Linked DNA regions of Homo sapiens: regions 2 and 3 are each linked to region 1. Evidence: chromatin loops called from intact Hi-C (ENCODE). Cell type or tissue: heart left ventricle. All regions are shown on one strand. Region 1 holds the start of TRF-GAA1-5 (tRNA-Phe (anticodon GAA) 1-5). Region 2 holds the start of TGDS (TDP-glucose 4,6-dehydratase). Region 3 overlaps DCT (dopachrome tautomerase).

The links. Peaks named below come from ENCODE experiments on the same cell type or tissue, not always from the same donor. Only the 100,000 strongest peaks of a DNase experiment are listed, where the experiment ranks them.
Region 2: it touches region 1 in a loop (4-fold over the local background); 65 of 110 quality-filtered maps call a loop at or near these places.
Region 3: it touches region 1 in a loop (2.2-fold over the local background); 22 of 110 quality-filtered maps call a loop at or near these places.

Annotation. Positions count from the first base shown.
Region 1 is chr13:94,547,153-94,551,152 of GRCh38, reverse strand. TRF-GAA1-5 (tRNA-Phe (anticodon GAA) 1-5) reads left to right here and starts at 1,431; the gene lies at 1,431-1,503. LOC124903191 (a long non-coding RNA gene) reads right to left here and starts at 2,405. Exons shown (of 2, transcript XR_007063836.1): 1 at 842-2,405. It also overlaps a transcript of DCT not described here. RefSeq lists enhancers at 893-1,072, 611-1,110 and a silencer at 1,643-1,872. In heart left ventricle, no CTCF peak of the experiment used is centred here; DNase peaks (open chromatin) are centred at 1,292, 1,442, 1,722 and 2,092; H3K4me3 peaks cover 2,299 bases; H3K27ac peaks cover 1,812 bases.
Region 2 is chr13:94,594,057-94,598,056 of GRCh38, reverse strand. TGDS (TDP-glucose 4,6-dehydratase) reads left to right here and starts at 1,905. Exons shown (of 12, transcript NM_014305.4): 1 at 1,905-2,006. The coding sequence starts at 1,921. RefSeq lists an enhancer at 1,732-2,041. In heart left ventricle, a CTCF peak has its summit at 1,746; a DNase peak (open chromatin) is centred at 1,806; H3K4me3 peaks cover 2,360 bases; H3K27ac peaks cover 423 bases.
Region 3 is chr13:94,433,616-94,437,615 of GRCh38, reverse strand. It overlaps DCT (dopachrome tautomerase), which reads left to right. Exons shown (of 8, transcript NM_001922.5): 8 at 1-805. Among named protein-coding and RNA genes, the nearest start is that of DCT, 44 kb to the left of the region's middle. In heart left ventricle, a CTCF peak has its summit at 1,827; no DNase peak of the experiment used is centred here.

The DNA of each region.
Region 1 (4,000 bases):
AAAGACACAACTTTTGTAAAATTTAAGAAGCTGAGCTATCTCATGATTGAATCCAGTAAGGAACAGCCGGCCAGCAGCCCAAGAGTTGTTGAAAATAATTCGTCTTGCCTGCAGTGTTTTGAGGAGAATGGGAAAGGTAGCTACATTCATAACATACATGAAAGCCTGTTAAAGGTCTCTTTCCCCATCTCTTTTTAGATGTACGATCCTCACAGGGTGGCTGCCCAAAATTTCTCCCTCTTCCACTCCAAGCTCCCCAAACCCTTCTCTGAACTCTGCCCAGCCCCAAGCTCTCTTTGGTCTCTCTCTCATCCTTAGCTGCTGACTTCTGTTAAATCTCAAGCTCTTTGGTTTCTTTGGATTTAAAAGGCAGCTATGCTAACCACTATACCATCAACGCCTCGGCTCTTTTTTGGATTTGGCACAATAAAGGAACCCAGAAAGAAACTCTCTTTCTTATAAGGGAGGAGGCTTGGCGGAGAAAATAGAGATTGCAAAAATTTCTAATTTTGTATTTTTTTCTCTTTCGCATTTGAAGTCAGCCATCCATCCATCCATCCAACCATCCATCCATCCATCCAACCATCCATCCATCCATCCTATCCATCCATCCGTCCAAATTGGCTGCGAAGTTTCCACTTAAATGCAAAGCTCTAAAGAGCCGGGTAAGATCCCTGCCTTGACAGATTACAATTTAATTGGCGACAAAAATTAAAAAATGGAAAAAGTAAGACGTTTGGGAAGTAAAGAATGAGCCTGGCACGTAGTGGGTGCTTCGGAAACATTTGTTGACTCGTGTGGGAAATAGCATTGACTGAATAATCATCGTTAGTGAGCTCACCCAGCATTTATTTGCCAGTCAGGCTCCATGCAAAGAGGTGATGATTAAGGTGGACATTTCCCGGGCCCGGAGCACGGAGAGGCTGCAAACTCCTCTCCAGAGGCCAGTCTGACGATTCCTGCCCCGTACACTCCTTCATCCAATCGTATTGGGCCTACACGGCTCCTCACCTGGGGCCTGGAACTTTTCGGGGAGCAAGGTGACGAATGTGGATAGTCACAGGCAGGGGCAGATCGAAGGGAAGGGGCTACCAGGCCTGGGCAGGAGCTCCCCGAGGCGACCCCGCTGCTTCGGATCTCGCGGGGACCGGCCCTGGGAGGACGGAACCAGCATCCCGAGGAGCCGCCATCGGGGGCCTGGACCCAGCTCCTGGACCGTGCGGGCTGCGCGCGCCGAGAGCAATCTAAGAAAGTAAGGCGCGTGTGCAGCGCCCAGTGGCAGCGTAGAAGGAGGGAGGTGGAAGAATTCCGACGACACCGTTTAACAGGACAAGGAAGAAATGCTGTACATGATCACCAGGAAAAGACAAGCAAGCCAGTTGGACGCAAAGCGCTCAGTGATAGTTTACTCAGGAGACAACCCAGAACGTGCCGAAATAGCTCAGTTGGGAGAGCGTTAGACTGAAGATCTAAAGGTCCCTGGTTCGATCCCGGGTTTCGGCAGCTACTTTTAAATTCTGACCTCAAAAACTCAAATTTTGTAAGACTCTCCGTCCACGATACCCTGGCCCATTCCTTCAAGCCCAAGCAAAAACTGAGATTTGAAGGGTGAAGGAGGAAATGAAACAGTCGTTCCTAACCACCCCCAGGAGCGAGGCCGCGCCGCATAGCCCTTCTGGGCCGTCTCCTGGCGGGGCTAGAAGAAGCTGCCGCGCGTGCGCGCCACGGAGCCTGGTGCTGGGACCCAGAGGCACCCTCGGCGCCGGAAGACGCGAACGACCCGGGCCGCGGTGGCGAGACGGGGCCGCGCGCCGCCTGGGGGGCTGGTGTGAGACCCGAGGCTCCGATGGGAGGAGGTCTGGTCTGTCCACGGGGCCAGCAAAACACCTTCATCCCAATTTCATCGCATTCCTTCTAAGTATCCGAATTTGAAGAAAAAGCAAAACTGTTGAGTGGTCAGATGGCCCCCACCTGGCGTTGCCGGTGAGCGGAACCCAGTGCTGGTTATTTCTGGCTAGAGGCGCACCGAGGCCGGCCCTGGGTCTGGCCCTGGGGTGGCGCCACCAGGTTACTTGCCCACCGGTGAAGGATGGCAGCTTTACAGCTCCCCGACGCATCAGACTAAAGAACGTTGGCCAGGGTCTGCACCGGTGGTTCTCAAAGTACAGTCCCCAGATCCGCAGCATCAGCACCGCCTGAGAACTACTTAGAAATGCACATTCTCGGCCCTGGATAGGCAGCTCTGGCAGTGGGGCCTAGCAGCGGGTGTTTAAACAAGCCACGGGTCTAGACGTTCCTTTCTGTTTCTAAAAGAGGCCTTGCTTTCCTAAGACAGTTGCTGTGAACCAGCTTTTTCCTTTTGCTGTCTTGCCCCTGCAAGTGTGAAATAGAACTTTGACCCGTGCTCGAAATTACTTTCTGAGATTTTTTTTTGTTTTCACGTGTGGGTGGACGTGGGTACTCAGGGGCATCAGCTTCCCAGCTACCTGTGGGAGCCCACCCCAAGGCCAAACTGGGTGTCCTAGAAAGAAAATGGAGGCCCAGGCACCTGATGTTATCTTGTATGGCTGGTGGGAACTGAGCCAGGACCCAAGGGGAGAAGTTGCAGGGATGTAGATCTAAATTTTAAAAATAAGAAATATCTATCTATTTGTGTCGTAGGAAAATAGAATAGTCAGTTTAGTGAGGTGGCGGGTTGCTGGACAGCAGATGAAGGACCATTGTGAGATGTATGCTTAGGTCTTGCTTGTTTTCTGGTTCTGCTGTTTTGAGGGGGAAGGGAAACTCATATTTATGAACTACTGTGTGTTCTCTCTTATTCATTCATTCTCTAATTGGACATTAATTCCTAACCTCCCACTACGAGCCAGCATTATTTGCTCTTCATAACAACCTTATGAAGTACATATTATTATCCCCATTTTATACATAACAGCCTTTCCAGGGTTGCAAGAATTAAGCATAAGCTATGTCTGTTAGACAGCTAACATTGCTACCTCCTAAATGTTACTGTAAGTGAAAAGCTGTTGAGATGTGTAGTCAAGACAGGTGTGCATAAACATACAGGTACTTGTATGAGGGAAATAAAAGTTTTTGTCTGGCTCACCAGAAAAGGCTCTATGGAGCAGTGGGTCCTCACCCAGAGAAGATATATATATATATATATATTTTTTTTTTTTTTTTTTTTTTTGAGACGGAGTTTCACTCTGACGCCCAGGCTGGAGTGCAGTGGTGTCCCAGGTTCAAGGGAGTGTCCTGCCTCAGCCTCTCGAGTTGCTGGGATTACAGGCACCCGCCACCATGCCCGGCTAATTTCTGCATTTTTTGTAGAGATGGGTTTTTGCTATGTTGGCCAGGCTGGTCTTGAACTTCTGACCTCAAGTAATCCACCCGCCTTGGCCTCCCAAAGTGCTGGGATTACAGGCATGAGCTAGTGTGCCCAGCCAAGATTTCTTAGGTATGGAAAGATTTAACAGGAGTGCCACCAGCTATCACATTTCTAAAGAGTAGGGAAAGGATGCAGGTTCTGGGGTGATAGTGACTTTCATTTCAGACAACCTGAGGTCTGAGCACTCTGCCCAAGGTAATGTTAGTGATGGTGAATCTATGCGGGTCTGCAGCAACCTCAATTCTTGCCTCCTCAGAAGAAAGAATTCGACTGAAGGGCATAAGGCAGAGTGAGAGATGAACACAAGTTTTACAGCGGGAGTGAAAGTTTTTAAAAAGTTTAGAGCAGGGTCAGGCACGGTGGCTCATGCCTGTAATCCCAGCACTTTGGCAGGCCGAGGTGGGCGGATCACTTGAGGTCAGAAGTTTGAGACCAGCCTGGCCAACATGGTGAAACCCCATCTCTACTAAAAATACAAAAATGAGCTGGGCGTGGTGGTACAAGCCTGTAATCCCAGCTACTCGGGAGGCTGAGGCAGGAGAATCCGTTGAACAGGGGAGGTGGAAGTTGCAGTGAGCTGAGATTATGCCACTGCGCTCCAGCCTGGGCAAC
Region 2 (4,000 bases), 47 kb before region 1:
TGGCCTGCCTGGGTCAACTTGGGGAGATCATAAAGGACAGTGGGGGGAGGAGTCTGGTCAGAAAAAAACTGTACGTATCGACTGCAATATATTTTGGTCTTCATTCCATGTTGGTATATTCTTTTTAAAGGCTATATAGCAGTTTACTGCATTTTAAAAGTTAGAAGACATTATACACATTTAGATTATTTCCAGTGTTTCATTATTGCAAGCAATACAGCAATGAACAATTATCTATATTATACATCATGGAATTTGAGGGGGTCATAGAATATGAACATTTGAAATTTTCATATGTTTTACCACTTTGCCTTGTAAAAAGGTTGTGGTATGATTCTTCCACATATACACCTGTACTGGATGTTTCCATTCGTTTTCAGCTTTGCCAAACATTATGGTGGGGAAAAAAAGATATTTATCTATTCGACAATATTTAATGGTCATTTATTCTGTGCCAAGTCTCTAAGGACATGCGATTACAGCAGAAAACAAAACAAAGCCCCTGACCTCATGGAACACTAAACAGAGGGCAGTGACATCAATGTAAATGTTGAGTGCTAGGAAGAAAAATAAAGAAGGATAAGATGATTCGGCAGGGTTGGGCAGAGCTCGCTATTTTAATTGTGGTGGTCAATAGGATGCCATTCAAGCTGAAAACGGAAGTAAGGGTAAAAACTAGGCAGACATCTGGGGAAAGACAATCAAGGTCCCGGGGAAGTAGCATGCCTGGCACATTGAATGAAGAGCAAGGAGGGTGGGGAGGCTGGGGCGGAGTGAGCAAAGGAGAGAATAGAATAAGACATCAGCGTAGGACCTAGGGAATATCTTTATCATGATTGCAAGCCTTCTGCGCTGTCTGTAATAATAATATTATTATTTTTTGAGACGGAGTTTTGCTGTTGTTGCCCAGGCTGGAGTGCGATGGTGCGGTCTCGGCTCACTGCAACCTCTGCCTTCCGGGTTCAAGCAATTCTCCTGCCTCGGCCTCCCAAGTAGCTGGGATTACAGGCGCCCGCCACCACGCCCGGCTAATTTTTGTATTTTTAGTAGAGACAGGGTTTCACCATGTTGGCCAAGCTGGTCTCGAATCCTGACCTCAGGTGATCCGCCCACCTCGGCCTCCCAAAGTCCTGGGATTACAGGCGTAAGCCACGGCGCCCGGCCTGAAATAATATTAACAACAGCAAAAGATCATTTTGCAGGCCAGGCACGGTGCTCACGCCTGTAATCCCAGGACCTTGGGAGGCTGAGGCGGGAGGTTGGCTAGATCCCAGGAGTTCGAGACCAGCCTGGACAACAGGGCGAAACCCATCTCTACCAAAAATTAGGCGGGCGTGGTGGCGCACGACTGTATTCCTAGCTACTCAGGAGGCTGAGGTGGGAGGATTGCTTGAGCCCCATTGGTCGACGCTGCAGTGAGCCGTGATCGCACCACTGCACTCCAGCCTGGGTAACAGAGGGAGACCCTGTCCCCGCCCCACTAAAAAAAAAAATCATTTTTAAATTGCAACCTCCCATCTCCATCTGCAACAACTCCCCGTTCTCAGCTCAACTGATAGGTAACCTCTAGAGATGGCTGTAGTACAAGAATGAAAAAAGGTACTCATTCATAAATCTGATCCATAGTGGTGGCATTTCCGGGAAAAACGTTCCATACCCCTACCATCCGGGCGACCCCAATTGCACCTGGCGGACCAGGCAAGGGCGGAAAGGAGCAGCGCCTGCGCGTGGTGAGCGCGGCCCCGCCCAGCCCGCTAGTGGGCGGGCAGAAACTGGCCACAGAGCAGTCTCCGGAAGCTGCCTCTGGCTGCTCTGTTAACGTGTCCCGCGAGCGAGGCGCGTCGCAAAAGGTCGCGGCGGAACTTCCCTGCGCTTTTCAGACCATACTCTTTACGGTACTAGGCACTGCTGAGCTGGGAGATGTCGGCGGCGTGTTGGGAGGAACCGTGGGGTCTTCCCGGCGGCTTTGCGAAGCGGGTCCTGGTGACCGGCGGTGCTGGTTTCATGTAGGTAATGGCGCCGCTAGCCAAGCAGTGGCTCCCCAGAAACCCCTACCTTTTCCCGCAGCTCTGCTTGCCCTAGGTAATTTGGGTCCAGCTTTGAGGGGTCCTTATTCTGATATGGGGAGGGTCCTAATGCACGACCTGGACCAGCTTTTCTCTCTCTGGCCTGCAAAGAAGTGGTTCCTTTGAAACTGACTTCTTTAAAACGCCTCTTCCAAAGCTGCGTTACTCTCCGCCCTTCTGTGGCCGGAGGTGCTCACCATGTCACTCCTTGAGTGCGTGCAAGTTACCCTAAGCTGCTCACCGACTGCTTCCCACCTCCAGCCTAGAGCACCCACACCCCACGATGGGCCCTGTACATATAGGCACCCCCAAAACGATTTAAGGACTATAATAGGACATCTATGTAATCAGCAAACTTTTACAAATCCACTGTTGACACCCTTTTCTTCCTCAGACCCACATTCGAGCAGCAAGTCCTCTCTACTTCCAAAGTATATCCTTACGGCGACCACTTCTCACCAGTTTCCCGTTTCCACCCTAGCCCATGTTTACTGTCATCTTTTGCCTCGACTGCTGCTGTAGCCTCTTGGTTGGCCATAACTGCGTCCACTCATGTTCCTTTAAAGCCTGTTGCTCACATACAAGTCAGTGTTTCTTAAGTCAATCAGATCATGGTAGAAGCAGGATTTTACTTCAGTGGTTCCTGCCACACTTAAGAATAAAGCCCAAACTCTACCATATCTAGAAAACTCAAGTGCCCAAGCCCTACTTTTGCAACCTGATCTGCTTTTCTGTACCTGCCATGCTTCCCCTCTTAGTTCTTGGAACACACCAAGATACACACTTCTGTCTTGAGGCCTTTGCACTTGCTTCCCCTTTCCTTAGGCTGTTTGCACCACTCAATTCTGGTTTTTATTCAGATAGCACCTCAGAGAGTTCTTACCTGACCACCATATCTAAAATAGCCCCTCTCCCAACTAGCACACTTAACCTCTACCTGAAATTATATTGCGGATTTGTGTCTGCTTGTTTATTGCTTGTATCCCCACTCTAAAATGCAAACTCGGTAAGGACAGAGACTACTGTTCATTCAGCACCTGGAAGAATGCCTGGCCCATTCTATATAAGTCTTTAGTAATTGTGGAATGGATGAATGCAAGAGTAATAAACAGGAAACTCTCCTATCCTCCCCTCAAGGAACTCAGTGGCTAGTGGAAGAAGTGGGAATGTGAGGATTCCTGTTTATGGCCATTTGCACATTAAATCACCCCTTCTAATCCGACAAGTCATTTGGGGGAGAGCATCAGGCTGGCAAGTTTCACTTAATGAGAAAGAGGACTATGGACATGAAAGGGTGATACTTGTGTGAGAGTGCGGGTCCAGGAAGGGTGCGACTTAGAAAGTGCTGTGAAAGGAATGCCGAATACAAACTTCAAGTTCATAATTTGGTCAAGGGCTCCCCTCTCCTGGGAGCCCAACATTTTAAGTATACATGGTAAATCTGGTAGATCATTTCACTGAGATATGCCTGTGATTCCCCTTTAGGGTCCTCTGAAGCCCAGGACCCACTGTGGATATCCAACTCAGAATGGTTTCAGCTGTTATTAGCCTGGGAATCCTGGGTTTAGTCTAGAAGCCTCCTGAGGATTCTGGTTTAACATTACCAAAATCTTATACCAAGAAATAGCAATTGCAGAAGTTACTATTAAATATAGACAACTGACTATACTCATAGTAATTTCATTTTTACATACTTATATCTGCAGTTCCTGAAAAGGCATGCTATAGGCATGTACAGTTGTGCTGACTAGCTCCCATTTATTGTTCCACTTTACTCGATACTTGTACCTGTATGGATGGCATCGTTTGGTTAAACTGACTTTTTTCCCTATACCCAGAACCAGTACATTCTCTCTTCTGCATAGTCTAAATGGAATGTAAAACTTTTGTTTATAGATACTGTTGAGAAGTTTGGTAAAAAGTTTGCATGTGTG
Region 3 (4,000 bases), 110 kb after region 1:
GGGAAGAATTCAACCTTGGAGAAAATGACCAGATCACTTTACTGCTTATATCTTCAGTATTAGAAAAACTGCATGTATGATTTTAATAGAAATGCTTTTTATAAAGCTAACATTCAGAAATGGGATAAAATGCAATAACATCTTTCCTTTGTGCATTAAATTCCCTTCTAATTCTAAAATTGACATTTGTATCTTGCTTAGGATTTAACATTGTTAATTATAATACTTTTAATGACTAGTTTTAATCTCATTATTAAGAAGTAGAAAACTTACTAAAAAGGAAACTAAAAATAAATGTTGTTTTGCAGATTATTGTTTGTCTTTTGAGGATTATTGTTTTTTAAGTAGTGTGCATCAATTCCCATCTTTTGGGCACTCAGCATGTATATTGAAATATATATACATGTAAAATATATAATAACAACCTCAGTCTGAAAAATAATCTCTTAAACTGATATGCTATTTTCTGGTGAGTTTCCAAACAATTGCTATTTTCTGAATCTGTTTGAACAGGTAGGAAAAGGAGAGCCAGCCTTTCCTCAGGTGAAGTTACTTTTGATATTCCCCACAGTTTAGTGACTAATCCTGGGGTGGAAGCAGGTGGCTGCTTCAAGTGACTGACCAGGGAAGAGAGGTCCTGCAGTAGCTAACTTGGTGATCTCCCAGATAAGCCTTCAAGATGGGTCAATTTGTTGGAGACTCTAAGGTTGAAGCTCTTCCTATTTCTATAGTGCCTTACTTATCCTGAGTATTTTATAAATATTCTTTGAATGAATAAGTGAATGAATAAACTAATTTCAAAGTAGAATGTTTCATTCAGAGCTTCTGACATCTGTTTTAAGATGTACTGGATAAAACATAAGATCCATCTCTGCCATGAAGTTACCATACAACCTATCCTTCAGATTTTGAATTGCACGTATGCTAGGTAGAATCATACTCTATGCAACCTAACACAAGGAGATACTCTTCAGGTGTATTTTCTTTCTAGATGTATCTTCTTCCTACTATTGGTAGGCCTTAATTCTACCATTTTTAGGGACTAGGATAGGAAGTTAAGATTTCTACCCATCTCTCCTCTAAGTCCTCACACATGCCATTTTAGGATCCTCCACTGTCTGATATCCTAAAAGCTTTGTTTCAGTGGAAGGAGTTAGTGGGCAAATTATTTAGTCAGGCAAACCAATGCCTCTCTCACACTGATGGACTCAAGCAGCAATTGCTTTAGAAACTCTCCAAAGATGACAATACTTTGACTTTAGCCGTAACAGCAGTTCAAGCTGAAAAAAACCCTTATGAACTTAATTCTGCTTTGGCAGGTCATTAAATGAAATATTGAAAACCATACACAAGAGTATTGTGAACTAGAAGTTAAAGTTTTCTAAAACAAAACAAAGTTAAAAGGTTCCTATTCAATACTTGCATGCTCTGTATAATTTTCTCCACAGCTGCATGTTTGATGGAAACCATTGGCCCACTTTTGTTATTTGCCCCATCAACTTTAGTCAGACTTCTTAAATCTAATATGACTGGATTTGGTCATTCTGTTAGCCATTTTCTGCTCTTTTGGCATTTTATGAACAAACTAAAACTATCACAGCGCCTCCCAAGTATAATTGTACTGGTTGTAAATAATGCTAAGTAGAGATGCTTGAGCTTGGCCTTCTTTATTAAAACAACAGATTTCACTGCCAGAGTTATGCACCCTGATTACTCCTTCACTTTGTATGTTATTGAGGGTTTCTGAATTTGCAATTAGCCCAGTGACTGATCTTGATTACCAGGGGAGTGGAATTAGGCTTACAATAAAGCAAAACCTGCCCTCTTGTGTTTTATTAGAAAATTGCACAATGTAGTAAAGTTCTTAAAGCTATTTTCCTCTACCATGGTTGATGGTCTACCCCGAGTGGAAAAAAAGGCTGGAAGATTTGCCATGAATTCAGAAATCAGAACAGACAAAGCACAATATTTAGAAAGAAACAGTTTCCTACATAGGCTCTCACGATTCCCCGTTTAATCTATTTTGAAATGTTAAATGTTTACCAGTAAGCCAGAAAAGTTTAGAGGAACATTTCAGGCCACTGGGCAAAAATGCTTTTAGGCTTGGCAAACACACACAGAATATAATTTAGTTAAATATTATTTATATGATCACATTGCAGCTGGAAACTGGGGAAACTTATTTTTTCTATTAAAAACCGTCATCAACAAGAAAAATTTGGGGAACGTTTTTTAAAACAAATGTTGGATCAATGTATTAAAACTATATATAAATATTTGAACTCAGGTGTGGGTTGAGCAGTGTCTGAAGATGTCCTTTAGTGTGGAAAATTCGCTTTTCAAAACTGGGAGCCCATGGTGGCTTTATGTTAGGTGATTGATAAACTCAAGTGATAAAGAAAACATGGCCTCTTTCTAGTTTTTATAAACCTTTCCCCTCTAGGGAAATACACAGGTAAAGACTAAAGAGAAACACGTGCACATGTAATTTATTTGCTTATTCTGGCTAGTTTTGTTTGTCAGAAAATTGGGGCTTCGATTTTCCAGCTATGTCTACCTGCTCTTCTTTTCTGGTGGTTCTCTCTGGAAGAAGATTACAGACCTGGTGATAGTCATTGTTTTTATGGAGAGAAAGGAAAGGGAAAAACATAAGTGAAGAAACTGAAGAGTCTGATTTGAATCACATCAAATGCTGACAGAAGATGCAGTCTTTCCTGGAGAAGAACCATTAGCTTACTCCCTACTGATACACTATATAGCATACTTTGCTGAAGACCTATTTTCCAATGCGGCAAATGTATTATTATTTTAAATTATTATTATTATTTTTTGAGATGGAGTCTCACTCTGTTGCCCAGGCTGGAGTGCAGCGGCGAGATCTTGACTCACTGCAGGCTCCACCTCCTGAGTTCGAGCGATTCTCCAGCCTCAGCCTCCTGAGTAGCTGGGACTACAGGTGCACACCACCATGCCATGCTAATTTTTGTACTTTAAGTAGAGATGGGGTTTTGCCATGTTGGCCAGGCTGGTCTCCAGCTCTCGACCTCAGGTGATCCACTTGCCTGGACCTCCCGAAGTGCTGGAAATATAGGCGTGAGCCACCGTGCCCCACCCTGATATTATTATTTAATAATACTACTTAAGGTTTCATTTCCAGTATTTTTATTTGTTTTTTCAAATAGCAAGATTTGTCTTGATCATTGCCACTAATCAGTTTTTCCTTCCTAAAATTATTTTTGTATTTTGAGTCTTGCATTTCATGTCAAGGAGGTGTGCACAGCAGAGACATGTATGTCTTGGTGCTTTAAGTCATTAGGCTCATTTGTACGAGCAAATGACTGGTCTCGAAAACAGAAGCGTAATCTCTATAATAATCCGTGCAGTTAGCTATTGCTTCTTTTTCTCTTCTTCAACTGTGGCAAGCACACAACTTTCAGGCTTTCCTAGCTTGAAGTCTGATTTGAGCTGCCCATTTTCTTTTCATTTTAGGCATTTTACAATTCCGAGACGTGTAGCATTTTTATAAACTCAAGGTCATTTTCTTTCTTTCTGTGCATATCTCTCCTCACTGATGTCCTCTTATCAAGATGCAGGCTTCTTTGTGTTTTTAACATTTTTACTTGAGATATTTCCAACGCTTTGATTCCGTGCTGACTCTAAATCGTTTGCTGTCAGCTACACTTAGTGCAGATCTGGTGCGTCTCGGCCGCCGCTCAGTCCACCGAGCTCTTGACAGCATTATCGGGCCTCTCCAACAATCAAAGGGCTCTTGCAACCCAGTAACATGCAAATTTGTTCTTTATCTGCTTCAGTCTGTCGCAGCGCACATTTTGCAGCTTAGCTGCACAAAAGCAGGCGTGATGAAAATCATTCTGAAGTTGACGCTGGGAGTAATGGGTATAAATTCATTGTTTTTAAGCAACCGCTACTCACAACATGCAATTACAGTGAACTCACCTTGCAACTAGATGGCTGCCTTAGAGCTGGTTTCCCCTTGCTG